3 separate regions of the Homo sapiens genome follow, and regions 2 and 3 are each linked to region 1. The links are chromatin contacts, found by Hi-C or POLR2A ChIA-PET in ENCODE. All regions are on one chromosome and are shown on one strand. Each heading gives the region's core, a stretch centred on a gene start or an enhancer-like site at or near the end of the contact. The rest is flanking DNA. Distances are from core to core; before and after follow the strand shown. Region 1 holds the start of RPL7L1 (ribosomal protein L7 like 1). Region 2 overlaps TRERF1 (transcriptional regulating factor 1). Region 3 holds the start of TJAP1 (tight junction associated protein 1).

Region 1 (3,656 bases), core at 411-2,910:
TCAGTATCAATAGTGCCAAAATCGAGAAATTGGTGCTAGATCCTTAGGATCAGTGATGAGTAAGCAGTCATGGTTCCTGCCCCCCCTAGTATCATGTGGAAGAAATATTAAAAATATAATAATGTCCTGAGGGAAATCAGACACTACTCTAGAGTCTTACTAGTCAGCCCATAGACCAGTAGCACCAGCGTCACTCTGAAGCCTGTTAAAAATGCAGAATATTGGCCAGGTGCGGTGGCTCACGCCTGTAATCCCAGCACTTTGGGAGGCCGAGGCGGGCGGATCACGAGGTCAGGAGATCGAGACCATCCTGGCTAACAAGGTGAAATCTCTACTAAAAATTCAAAAAATTAGCCAGGCGTGGTGGCGGGCGCCTGTAGTCCCAGCTACTCGGGAGGCTGAGGCAGGAGAATGGCGTGAACCCGGGAGGCGGAGCTTGCAGTGAGCCAAGATCGCGCCACTGCACTCCAGCCTGGGCGACAGAGCGAGACGCCATCTCAAAAAAAAAAAAAAAAAAAAAGCAGAATATCAGCTCCCCACCCGGCCTCCTGAATAAAAATCTGTATTTTAGTAAAATCTTCAGGTGACTCCTATTCACTATTAATGCTTGAGAAGCGCTGCTCTGGAGGTTTCCAGAGATGATAAGACTTGTGTTGTTTTTCAGGATTTTTAATTTTAAAAAAAATTTATTTCTTGTTTTTTTTGAGACTGTCTCGCTCTGTCGCCCAGGCTGGAGTGCAAGTGGCACAAACTCGGCTCACGCAGCCTCCGCCTTCTGGGACTTCAGGCGCGAGCCACCACGCCCAGCTAATTTTTTGTATTTTTAGTAGAGACGGGGTTTCACCATCTTAGCCATGCTGGTCTCCAACTCCTGACCTCAAGTGATCCACCTGCCTTGGCCTCCCAAAGTGCTGGGATTACAGGTGAAAGCCACCGGCCCGACCTACTGTTTTTCAGGATTCTATATAGACTGGGAGGGAAGAACGCAAATTCCGGGCGATGAGAGCTGCATAAGGGTTTTATTTTTATTCTTTTTTTTTCTTTTCTTTTCTTTTTGTTTTTTTGAGACGGAGTCTTGCTCTGTCGCCCAGGCTGGTGGGCAGTGGCGCGATCTCGGCTCACTGTAACCTCCGCCCAAGACGGGGTTTCGCCGTGTTGGCCAGGCTGATCTCGAACTCCTGACCTCAGGTGATCCTCCCGTCTCGGCCTCCCTCCCAAAGTGCTGGGATTACAGGCGTGAGCCACCGCGCCCGGCCTGTGTAACGGTTTTAGACGGGAAGGAAGCATGTTGTAGTTTTCGGTCCAGCAGTAATAGTAACAAACATAGTGCTGACAGACACTGCTAAACGCTTTATCTAATCTCCTGTAATCCTCGTAACGCCATTAGGTAGACCTATTATTACTGTACACCCATTTTATGGGTAATGAAGCCGCAGTATAGAGGGGTTAAATAACGTGTTCAAGGACGCATCGACGGGGCCAAGCAGACGGAATTGCAGCTACCTGCTTTACCACTCTAAGTCCTCAACAAACACTTCCACCTACACGTGAGAGCCAAAGCCATAGCCTCCAAGTTTTTCCACAGAGCGAAAATGTTTCGCGGAGTTTGCCTGTCTTCCTCCCCAGAGACGCAGCACAGCCGCGCCGGAAGTGCGGCGCCGTAGCTAGGAGCGGACGCCATAGGTGCATTGTGGGAAGCACTTTGCTGTCCACAGCCAGGCCGCTTGTGATGAAACTGTAACTTACAAGAAAAGGGCTGGGTTTTGAAAATAACACAGGCTCTAAAAACCCTAAGAAGCGGTGCAACTTTTGGCAGGAATCGGGGTTAGCGGGACCTCAAGGGCTCACTGCGGCTAAGTGAACGCTGACTGGTCCTCCAGCGTGAGCTAGAACAGACGTCTCTATGGTCAAGTAAACAGAGCGTGTGCTGTCTTCCCCATGTGGTGGGGTTGCGCATGATCAGTAGCTGCACCACTAGAAAGATGGCGGAGCAAGAGTGAGTGTTTGGGGCTTTGAATATCTGGAGTGGGGTCTTGAGTATCCGGTGCCATCCACGGTGTTTATGCCTTGGTGGCGGATTCCTGTGGGCTCTAGGAATAGAAAAGGCCACAGTTTACAAAGGGTGGGGGTGAGGAGGAGTAGCGCTGTGGCGGAGGAGGGAGGGGACCGCGGTCAAGTTCGGGTTATCTGGAGAGGCGAGGATTGACTTCAGGCAGCGGGCTGGAGTGCCACAGTTGAATTCACCCAGCCCGACAAGTGTTAACTCTGCAGATAGGCCTGCCCCCGCCCCAACCCCATAGATTCGTCGCTGCTAGTGCCTATGAAGAACTGTGGCCGTGAAAACCCTGTTAACTTATACGAACCCAGAGGCTAAAGGATTCATTATTTTCCGAGGCTTTGGGGATGAGTGACTATTAGGGATGGATTTATGAGGCCTGGAGTCAGAAACCGCAGGTTTCAGGGGAATCTTTCTTCAGATACTTGAAAACAGTAATGTTCCCTAAAGCCCAGGATATTGAATTGGTTTGGAAATCCATTGAATGTTCGTTTTCTTTTTTGTTGTTGTTTTTGTTTTGAGACGGAGTCTTGCTCTGTCCCCCAGGCTGGAGCGCAGTGTCGGGATCTCGGCTCGGTGCAACCTCCGCCTCCCGGGTTCAAGCGATTCTCCTGCCTCAGTCTCCCGAGTAGCTGGGATTACAGGCGTGCGCCACCACGCCCAGCTGATTTTTTATTTTTAGTAGAAACGGGGGTTTCACCATGTTGGTCAGGCTGGTCTCGAACTCCTGACCTCAGGTAATCCACCCACCTCGGCCTCCCAGAGTGCTGGGATTACAGGCTTGAGCCACCGAGCCCGGCCAAGTGTTCTTTTCTAAATGTTATCTCTGATCTCAATTTTCTGCATCAGGCAAAGAAAAATCCCTTTGGTTCCAGAAAATCTCCTGAAAAAGAGGAAGGCTTATCAAGCCCTCAAAGCCACCCAGGCAAAGCAGGCACTTTTGGCAAAGAAGGAGGTAATGGTGGGGAACCAAGAGAAAGTAATTAGAATTTTTATTTGGTGAGTTTTATCCCGCATGTGTTGGACTACATTTGGTATTGACGAGCTCCCCCCAACGGTTTGACAGACCAGGTATAGTTGTCTCTCAGTGTCCTTAAGGGGTTGGTTCCAGGACTCCCACAGATGCCTAAATCTCAGACTGCTGAAGTCCCTTATATAAAATGGTTGTAGTAGGCCGGGCGCGGTGGCTCACGCCTGTAATCCCTGCACTTTGGGAGGCCGAGGCGGGCGTATCACGAGGTCAGGAGATCGAGACCATCCTGGCTAACACGGTGAAACCCCGTCTCTACTAAAAATATAAAAAATTAGCCGGGCATGGTGGCAGGCTCCTGTAGTCCCAGCTACTCGGGAGGCCGAGGCAGGAGAATGGCGTGAACTCGGGAGGTGGAGGTTGCAGTGAGCCAAGTTCGTGCCACTGTACTCCAGCCTGGGCGACAGAGCGAGACACTCTCTCAAAAAATAAATAAATAAATAAATAACTGGTTGTAGTATTTGCATATAATCTATACTCCTTCCGCCTATGTAGTTTAAATCCTCTCTGGATTGCTTAATAGCTTTATTTATTTATTTATTTATTTTGAGGCAAGAGTCTCACTCTTGC
Region 2 (3,656 bases), core at 550-3,049, 640 kb before region 1:
TTAGGTGGTCTTATTTCTGTAAGACTCCACCATCTTTCCACCCCAAAGAGTTTCAGGTAAAACCATGTTATGTCAAACTGGGACTTTGTGGTCTCAAACATTAAGTAGCCCATGGCCTACAGTTTGGCATTTAAAAATAATTACACACAACAGATGACAATGCCATTTGTTTCATGGTATTTGTTATAATGACAATTTTCTCACAATGCCATTGTTTGGCTTAAACATTCTTAGAAGAAATGTTCCATATAGCCACAAAATTATAAGTCACACTGTACCATGATTATGTATGTCTCAGGAATTTAGATAGGTGTTATTTCAACTGGCAATCTATAAATCACAAAATGATTTACCATCAAACCACATGGCTCACCAAAGTGACTAAGAGATACAAAAATACAAGAACAAAAATCTTAACATGTAGAACTTCGTAACAACAAGTTGGTCATTTTATGATATATTGTGAAACAAAACACTTACTATATTCCAAAATTAGAAGGTGGGCAAATATGGGGGTGGGGAGGAGGCCATACATTTAACATGGTGCTCAGACCCTCGAGTGTCCACAATAAGAGTTTCTTGAGGAGGATATTTTTATTTCCCAAGCATGCAAATGGAATTCATATTATGAGAAATTGGTAAGTCAGAATACAAATGCTCAACAACCCAAATCTGCTCAAAGACACAAATTTGTGTGTTAGTCACTAATAATAATGATGACGATGACAACATTGAATGCCTGCTGAGAATCATGCATTTCACACACACACACACACACACACACACACACACACAATTTCTAGTTCTCATAACACTGTAAAATTTTTTCATTTTTAAACAAATGAGGAAATTGACCCAATAAATAAGTTTCTCAAGGTCACACAGCTGGTAAAAAAGTTGAACTGAGATTCAAAACCTGGCCTATCTTATTCCAAAACCTCAACCTTCTTCACTCTTTGGTCTGGCTGCACATGTCCACAGGTGCATGTTTATCCATCTGTAAATGGCTTAGAGATCCTAAATCTCTCAATATTACTGGAACCAGCTGCTTTGAAATGCCAAAGGGAAGGAGGATGTTTCCCAAGGCCCCCATCAATGGACTGTGCTGTAGGTAACTGTGCTGACATCATGGTGAGTTCTACCTTTGCCCTTGGAGCCCTGATTGCTGTTTTCCACAGTCAGTTAACTGCCTCAGTTGGTTTCTTGAATTGTGCTAAATTTTGATCACAGCCAGCCCCATATATTTGTCCTGAGTCGGGGAGCATGAGCACAGGCAGGGGACAGGAAGGTGTGGCCAGCACCTTCTCCTCTCACCTCATTAACAGAACCCATCTTGGCTCCCTGCCTCTGCTTCCAGTCACACTGCCCCTGCTGAGTGAGCAGCTGTGCTCTGTTGACCTCCCGGCTACTTAGCTAAAGGGCAATCATTCCTTTCAAACCTCCTTCTTTTCCCCTCTCAAGTCCTCAATAATCCCTGAACCACCTGAGCATGTTCCTTCATGTTCCATCTGGAGGGAAATGGTCACCCGCCCTTACGTAAAACATTGAAGATACATGATCAGGAGAGCTATCCCAGGTGTCCCAGGCAGGCCCCGAGGACAAAGAGTAGGACCACATCTTAGGACTGTGCCTTGCACACCCTCCCCAGGCGCACCCTCCCCAGGATCCCCATGATCCCAATTTTTCATCTCCACTCGGCAAACTATGCTTAGAAGGCTGACTGTGCACACAGTGCCCACAAAGGAGCTGTGAGCTGCCATATTGGCCTTTAATCAAGATTTTCTTGTTTTTTTTTTGTGGGCCTGAGTCATCTCTGCACATAAGCCTTTTGCTCTCCCTAAGCTCACAAGTAATGAGGGTGTGGACACTCCTGGCCCAGCCTAACACTGGCTCCTGGTGAATAAACCCAAGAGGGTGTGGCCCCTTGGGCACCCTCTTACCCTCTCCTCCTTAATCTGAAGCTTCACGCCGGCCTGGGTCTCCCTACCCATCTTCGAAGCCCAGGCAGTCCGAGACGGTGCCTCTGCCTTGTGTGGAAACATCTTTGTTAGTGTCACTCCTCTGCTCAGCATCCCCTTGTTCATTCCATCTCCCTCCAGTGAATTCACAGAAGGAATGTTTATGAATCAGAGCAACTCCTATCTTCGAAAAATATTCACTCATTCATTTAACAAACATTTATTGAGTGACTGTATTATGCCAGGCACTGTGCACTGTCCTAGGCACTTGATAACACCCAAGCCTAAGATACACCAATTTACCTTAGAAGACCATATTCTCTGATTTTGCCCCTCTTCCAAAACACGGCACTGACAGAGCCCAGAACATTCCAGAATTGGAAGGGACTTTCTAAATCATTTAAATCATCTGGCCATTTTACAGACCAGCAAGCCTAGGAGCAAAGCCTAGGTCTTCAAGGCTAGGAATCTTTGTGCTTCCTTGTTTACTGTCTCTTCTACTCATTTGGAAAGCAATGCTCTGTGTGACCTGGGGCAAGCCCCTTCCTCTCTCTGGGTCTCAACTTTCTTCCTGTAAAATGGTGAAATTGGGTGAAAGAGTCCTTAACGCTGCATCTAAGACTTTCTGGATCTCATTGCATACTGCTTTTAAACACTCTTGGGGTTCATGGTGTATTTCCACTTACATGTGTTATATCTTCCCAACAAGGACATATGTTCTGTGTGGTCGGGGGAGAGGAGGGAAGGGCCATTTAACATCCCGGGTTACCCACAGCACTACATACACATTGCTGTTTACATTGTGGGAGTTCAACTGCTTTTAGTTGACTGAACTGGAGGAGAGCATACTGTTTTTTGTTTTTTGTTTTTTTTTCTGAGATGTAGTCTCACTCTGTTGCCCAGGCTGGAGTACGGTGGCGCAATCTCTGCTCACTGCAACCTCCACCTCCCGGGTTCAGGCAATTCTCCTGCCTCAGCCTCCTGAATAGTGGGGACTACAGGCGTGCACTACCACGTCCAGTTAATTTTTTAGTAGAGATGGGGTTTCACCATGTTGGCCAGGGTGGTCTCGATCTCCTGACCTCGTGATCCACCTACCTTGGCCTCCCAAAGTGCTGGGATTACAGGTGTGAGCCACAGTGCCTGGGTGATCACATGTTTTTTAAAACATTAGGCCACAAACGAGCAAAAGACTATTCTGATATCATACATCACTACTTAAATGAGTCAAACAAAAGCCCTGGTCACAAGAAATCCTGAATGTAGAATACTGCCATCTCTGATTGAAAAAAATAGCAATACCATTCTATTCTACAGATTTCTACTTTCTCTGTTATTTGGGCTCAAATATAAATGTATTTATGTATGTATATTTCATAGCTAGGATCAATTATTAGTTAGAAGCATAGGCTTTGAAGCATTAATGAGTCCAATTTTTTTTTTTCAGATGGAGTTTTGCTCTCGTTGCCCAAGCTGGAGTGCAATGGTGCAATCTCGGCTCACCGCAACTTCTGCCTCCTGGGTTCAAGCGATCCTCCTGCCTCAGCCTCCCGAGTAGCTGGGATTACAGGTGTGTGCTACCACGCCTGGCTAATTTTTTGTATTTTTATTAGAAATGGGTTTCACCATGTTAGCCAGGCTGGTCTCGAACTCCTGACCTTAGATGATCTGCCCACCTTGGCCTCCCAAACTGCTGGG
Region 3 (3,656 bases), core at 608-3,107, 600 kb after region 1:
GAGAGGATAGGCTGGAGGGGGCCCTGGATAATTTATGGAGGGACAGATGCTTCTCCGGAACCATCTGGCCAAGAGAGGCCTGGGCTCGGGGTGGATGATGTCTTTAGGTCTGAGGAGACTCCTGGCCTCCAGCCTTCCTCATTTCCTCTACCTGGCCTGCTCGGTGCCCTGGGGCTTTCCTAGGATGGCTGTGCTCCCTGAGGACCCAGCTGCAGAATTCCACCTGATCCTCATCTCACTCTCTCCTTTGCTGAGTCTGGGGCTTGTCTTTGCTACCATTCCTGTTAGTGCTAAGTGGGGCCTTGAGGTCATGTAACTTCCATCTATGCATTTTCTTATTTTATAGTATTTTCAACCCCTCTTCTCCACCAGTATATTCCAAAATCTGTCAATCACCAACCTCCATACCATTTATTCATTCAATAAATATTTACTGGCCGGTGCAGTGGCTCACACCTGTAATCTCAGCACTTTGGGAGGCTGAGGCAGGTGGATCACTTGAGGTCAGGAGTTCGAGACCAGCCTGGCCAACATGGTGGAATGGTGGAACTCCCATCTCTACTAAAAATACAAAAAATTAGCTGGCATGCGCCTGTAATCCCAGCTACACAGGAAACTGAGGTGGGAGAATCACTTGAACCCGGGAGGCGGAGGTTGCAGTGAGCCGAGATCGCACCACTACACTCCAGCCTGGGCAACAGAGTGAGACCCTGTCTCAAAAATTAATTAATTAATTAAACAAACAGAATAAAAAAAATCTATTGAATACCTACTATGCCAGGCATTGTTTTAGACACTGGGGATACTGTGATGAGCAAGAAAACATCCCAGACCTCTGGAGTTTGCTTTGTAGTGGGGAGATGATCAATAAACAATAAATATTTAATATAATGTCAGATAATGATAAGTACTATGAATGAAAACATTAAAGCAGGGTAAAGGAGAATAGGGATGCTGATTTAGATTGAGTGGCCAAGGAAGGCTTCTCTAAAGTGATGACACTTGAGCAAAGACACAAATGAGAGTCAATATTTGGAGGAAGAACATTCCAGGTATGGGGAATAGCAAATTTAGAGACCCTGAGGCAGAAATATGCTTAATGCATTGGAGGAAAACATGCCATTTATTCATTAGGCAATTATTGTGTGCCAAGCACCTGCTAGGGAGTATGAAGATGCAATCAAACATAGTTTTTGCCCTGAAGAAGCAGCAGGGCAAAAGTGGTATAACATGTAAATAAATAATTACACTGCACGGGACAGCTACAGTAAAGCTATGTACAAGTTGCTAGTGATGCCCAGCAAAAGGAGCACTAAAGGGAAATCTTTCTGGGGGAGGTGACATTTTAGCTGATGGTTTGAAGGAATAGGAGGAATTGATGATGCAAAGGAGGAGGAGAGAGATTAGACATCTTAAGGCCCGATGTCCTGAAAACAAAGGACAATTTGGGAACCTGAAGTTCCCAGGAGAGGCAAAAAATGAGGCTGATGAAGGTGGAAGAGCCTGGATCATGCGGATCTTTGAATGCCAAACTGAAAAGCTGGTTTTATTCTCTGGATGACGGGGAACCAGTAGCACGATTCTCTCTCCCACTGTATCTTTGAGATGTGTTCCCCTATTCTTTTTTTTTTTTTTTTTCTTTCAGTACTGGATTCTTTCCCCGCTTCCCGCTATTGCCCTGCTCCTGACACCTCCTTCCTTCTGTGGCCAGTCCTCCAATCCCTGCTTTCAGGAGAGCCCCATTTTTCACCATCACCTACCTAGTGTCCCACCTCCCCAACCCGAGGCCCCGCCCCCATGGCCCCGCCTCAGATGACGCGACACGCCAAGTGCGTGGGGATTCCCGCGGCCCTGGCCACTACCCGGCCTGCCCCGCGGCAAGATGGCGGCCTGAACGCAGCTGGCAGCGGCGGAAAGTTTGTTGTGGGGTTGGAGTAGTCGGGCGGGGAAGCCAGAGTTGGGGAGGATTGCGGGGGCCCTAGCCTGTAGTAGGGGCGAAGGGGGTACTGGCTCCAGGGTTGAAAAGAGGAGATGGAATGGAGTAAGGTCCGAGGCGGAGAGGAAAAAAAGGAGCTGGGGCGGACCGGGGCCCTAGGGTCCAGTGGCAGCCCTAGGGGAGGGGGATTTGGGGGCGGGGCAGCCAGAAGTAGGTGTTGTGCAGGCCCTGGAGAAGCAGAGTCACAAGTTGGAGGAAAATTTCTTAGCCGCGAATAAAGAAGCCTGGAGCGTGGGATAGAGGCCCGACTGTATCTGGCCGGCCAGAGGGGAAAGGGATCTTTCTAGTAGAGTGGGATAGTGAGGAAGAGAGATCTGGAGGATGCCGGGCAGATCTGCTAAGGAGGGAACTAAAGCCAGTCAAATGACCCTCTTCTAGGCTTAGATCAGCCTTTCCACAGCTGTTAGCAGCATCTGCCCCAATTTCAGCTGAAGATTCAGGTGCCCCAGGGACTGGAAGAAATTACAGTGCCTACTTGGAAAGAAGAAGAGATAGCGACTTGCCCCAGTCCAACCCCAGAGCGGGTAAGGTGGCTTCCAGTGACAGGTTTCTGGCTGGCATGCTCCCTGGGAGGAGGATGCATGGGCTTAGAGTGATGCCAAGAAACATTTGGTCTGAAAAGGGCTCACTTTTATAGAGTTTGTCCTTTGTCTGAGGTCCTTAAGTTAGTGTTTGGCGTAGATTGCAGGCTGACTTTTGAGAGTTGGTGTAGAATTAAGCCTTGTGTGCCTTCACCTATGCAAGTAAACCTGGACAGAGGCCTAGAGACCAGGCCGAAGGATGTTAACACATCCCTGTCACAAGCAGTTTCCTACATGCTCATTGTTTCTGCTTCAATATCCCCATCACTTCTTCACTTTGGCGTCCTGCCTGGAAGTGGAGATTTGTGGGTGACAGATGGTGGGGAGTCACGAGAAAACAAATTCTGATCGTGTTCACTGACCATTTAGGTACCTGCTGTCACTGACTCCTGAATTCATTCTCGCTGTGTGTCTACTTTTGCTTTTTTGGTAAGAAGGGCTCATTAGTGTTCCTCTGGGGATGTGGATTTTGGTGGGGGTATCAGAGGTGAGGGAAAGGCAGGTTGGGATTAGAGAGAAAAAATGTAGATCAGTTTCTGGTAAGAGATCAAGTGGACTGATGTAAAGCTCTGGGAATGTTTAGCACCGCACTGCCTATCCTTGAGACCCCTAATATTTGAGAGCTACTTTACAGTTGGACAAGTGTGGTGATGCAAAGAAAGGATCATGGAACTTGCTCTTTTCTTTTCTGGTAGTTTTTTTCTCTCCTTTGTAATCTTCCCATCAAACCACTTTTGAAAAATATCAGTCTCAGTAGCCAAACTAAGCATGGCCTGAGAGGTAGTGGATTTGGTGTTGGAGAGAAAGGAAAGGGACTGGAGCCAGAGAACACAGTGAATGTGGCCTTCACTTCCTTTGGTGAGTGTTTTGCCCTAGCCAGAGTTGGGAGTAGCCTTCTTATTGAAGCCTGCTTCAGGATCAGCATCGCTTCATGGTGGACTAGGATGGTTTGATCTAGAACTCTTCATTTACTGTCTGCTCTGTACCTGTCCCCCCAATCAAAGGCTTACTCCAAACAGAACAACCCAAGTCACTGTTACTAGGTCAGCTTCAGTACCTTTAGGTATTTGAAGAACTGA

The links. A loop is a pair of places that touch in the nucleus more often than their neighbours do. ChIA-PET counts read pairs that join two places held with the same protein, here RNA polymerase II (POLR2A). Pooled maps may share reads with other maps.
Region 2: a map of MCF 10A shows a loop between it and region 1 (7-fold over the local background). The contact joins the enhancer-like site here to the promoter of RPL7L1 in region 1. A Hi-C loop is called at or near these places in 4 of 168 maps with a recorded cell type or tissue (HCT116, MCF 10A, PC-9 and 1 more), 1 of 37 single-sample maps with no recorded cell type and 2 of 50 pooled maps. POLR2A ChIA-PET finds 5 or more read pairs at or near these places in 6 of 52 experiments (A673, HEK293T, OCI-LY7 and 3 more).
Region 3: a pooled map shows a loop between it and region 1 (3-fold over the local background). The contact joins the promoter of TJAP1 here to the promoter of RPL7L1 in region 1. A Hi-C loop is called at or near these places in 2 of 50 pooled maps. POLR2A ChIA-PET finds 5 or more read pairs at or near these places in 3 of 52 experiments (A673, Panc1 and naive thymus-derived CD4-positive, alpha-beta T cell).

What each region holds. Positions count from the first base shown.
Region 1 is chr6:42,877,956-42,881,611 of GRCh38, forward strand. It overlaps RPL7L1 (ribosomal protein L7 like 1), which reads left to right and starts at 1,661. Exons shown (of 6, transcript NM_001366481.3): 1 at 1,661-1,996; 2 at 2,906-3,011. The coding sequence starts at 1,956. RefSeq lists enhancers at 673-1,630, 1,373-1,842, 1,631-2,587, 1,863-1,922.
Region 2 is chr6:42,238,077-42,241,732 of GRCh38, forward strand. The region is part of intron 15 of TRERF1 (transcriptional regulating factor 1); the gene reads right to left. Among named protein-coding and RNA genes, the nearest start is that of MRPS10, 22 kb to the left of the region's middle. Within about 2 kb of position 1,800, at least 3 of the 41 ENCODE cell types and tissues checked have a DNase peak (open chromatin) inside an H3K27ac peak, as active enhancers do; they include PC-9 and mammary epithelial cell, where a contact is called at or near this core.
Region 3 is chr6:43,475,713-43,479,368 of GRCh38, forward strand. It overlaps TJAP1 (tight junction associated protein 1), which reads left to right and starts at 1,858. Exons shown (of 11, transcript NM_001350562.2): 1 at 1,858-1,916; 2 at 2,375-2,520. RefSeq lists an enhancer at 2,208-3,001.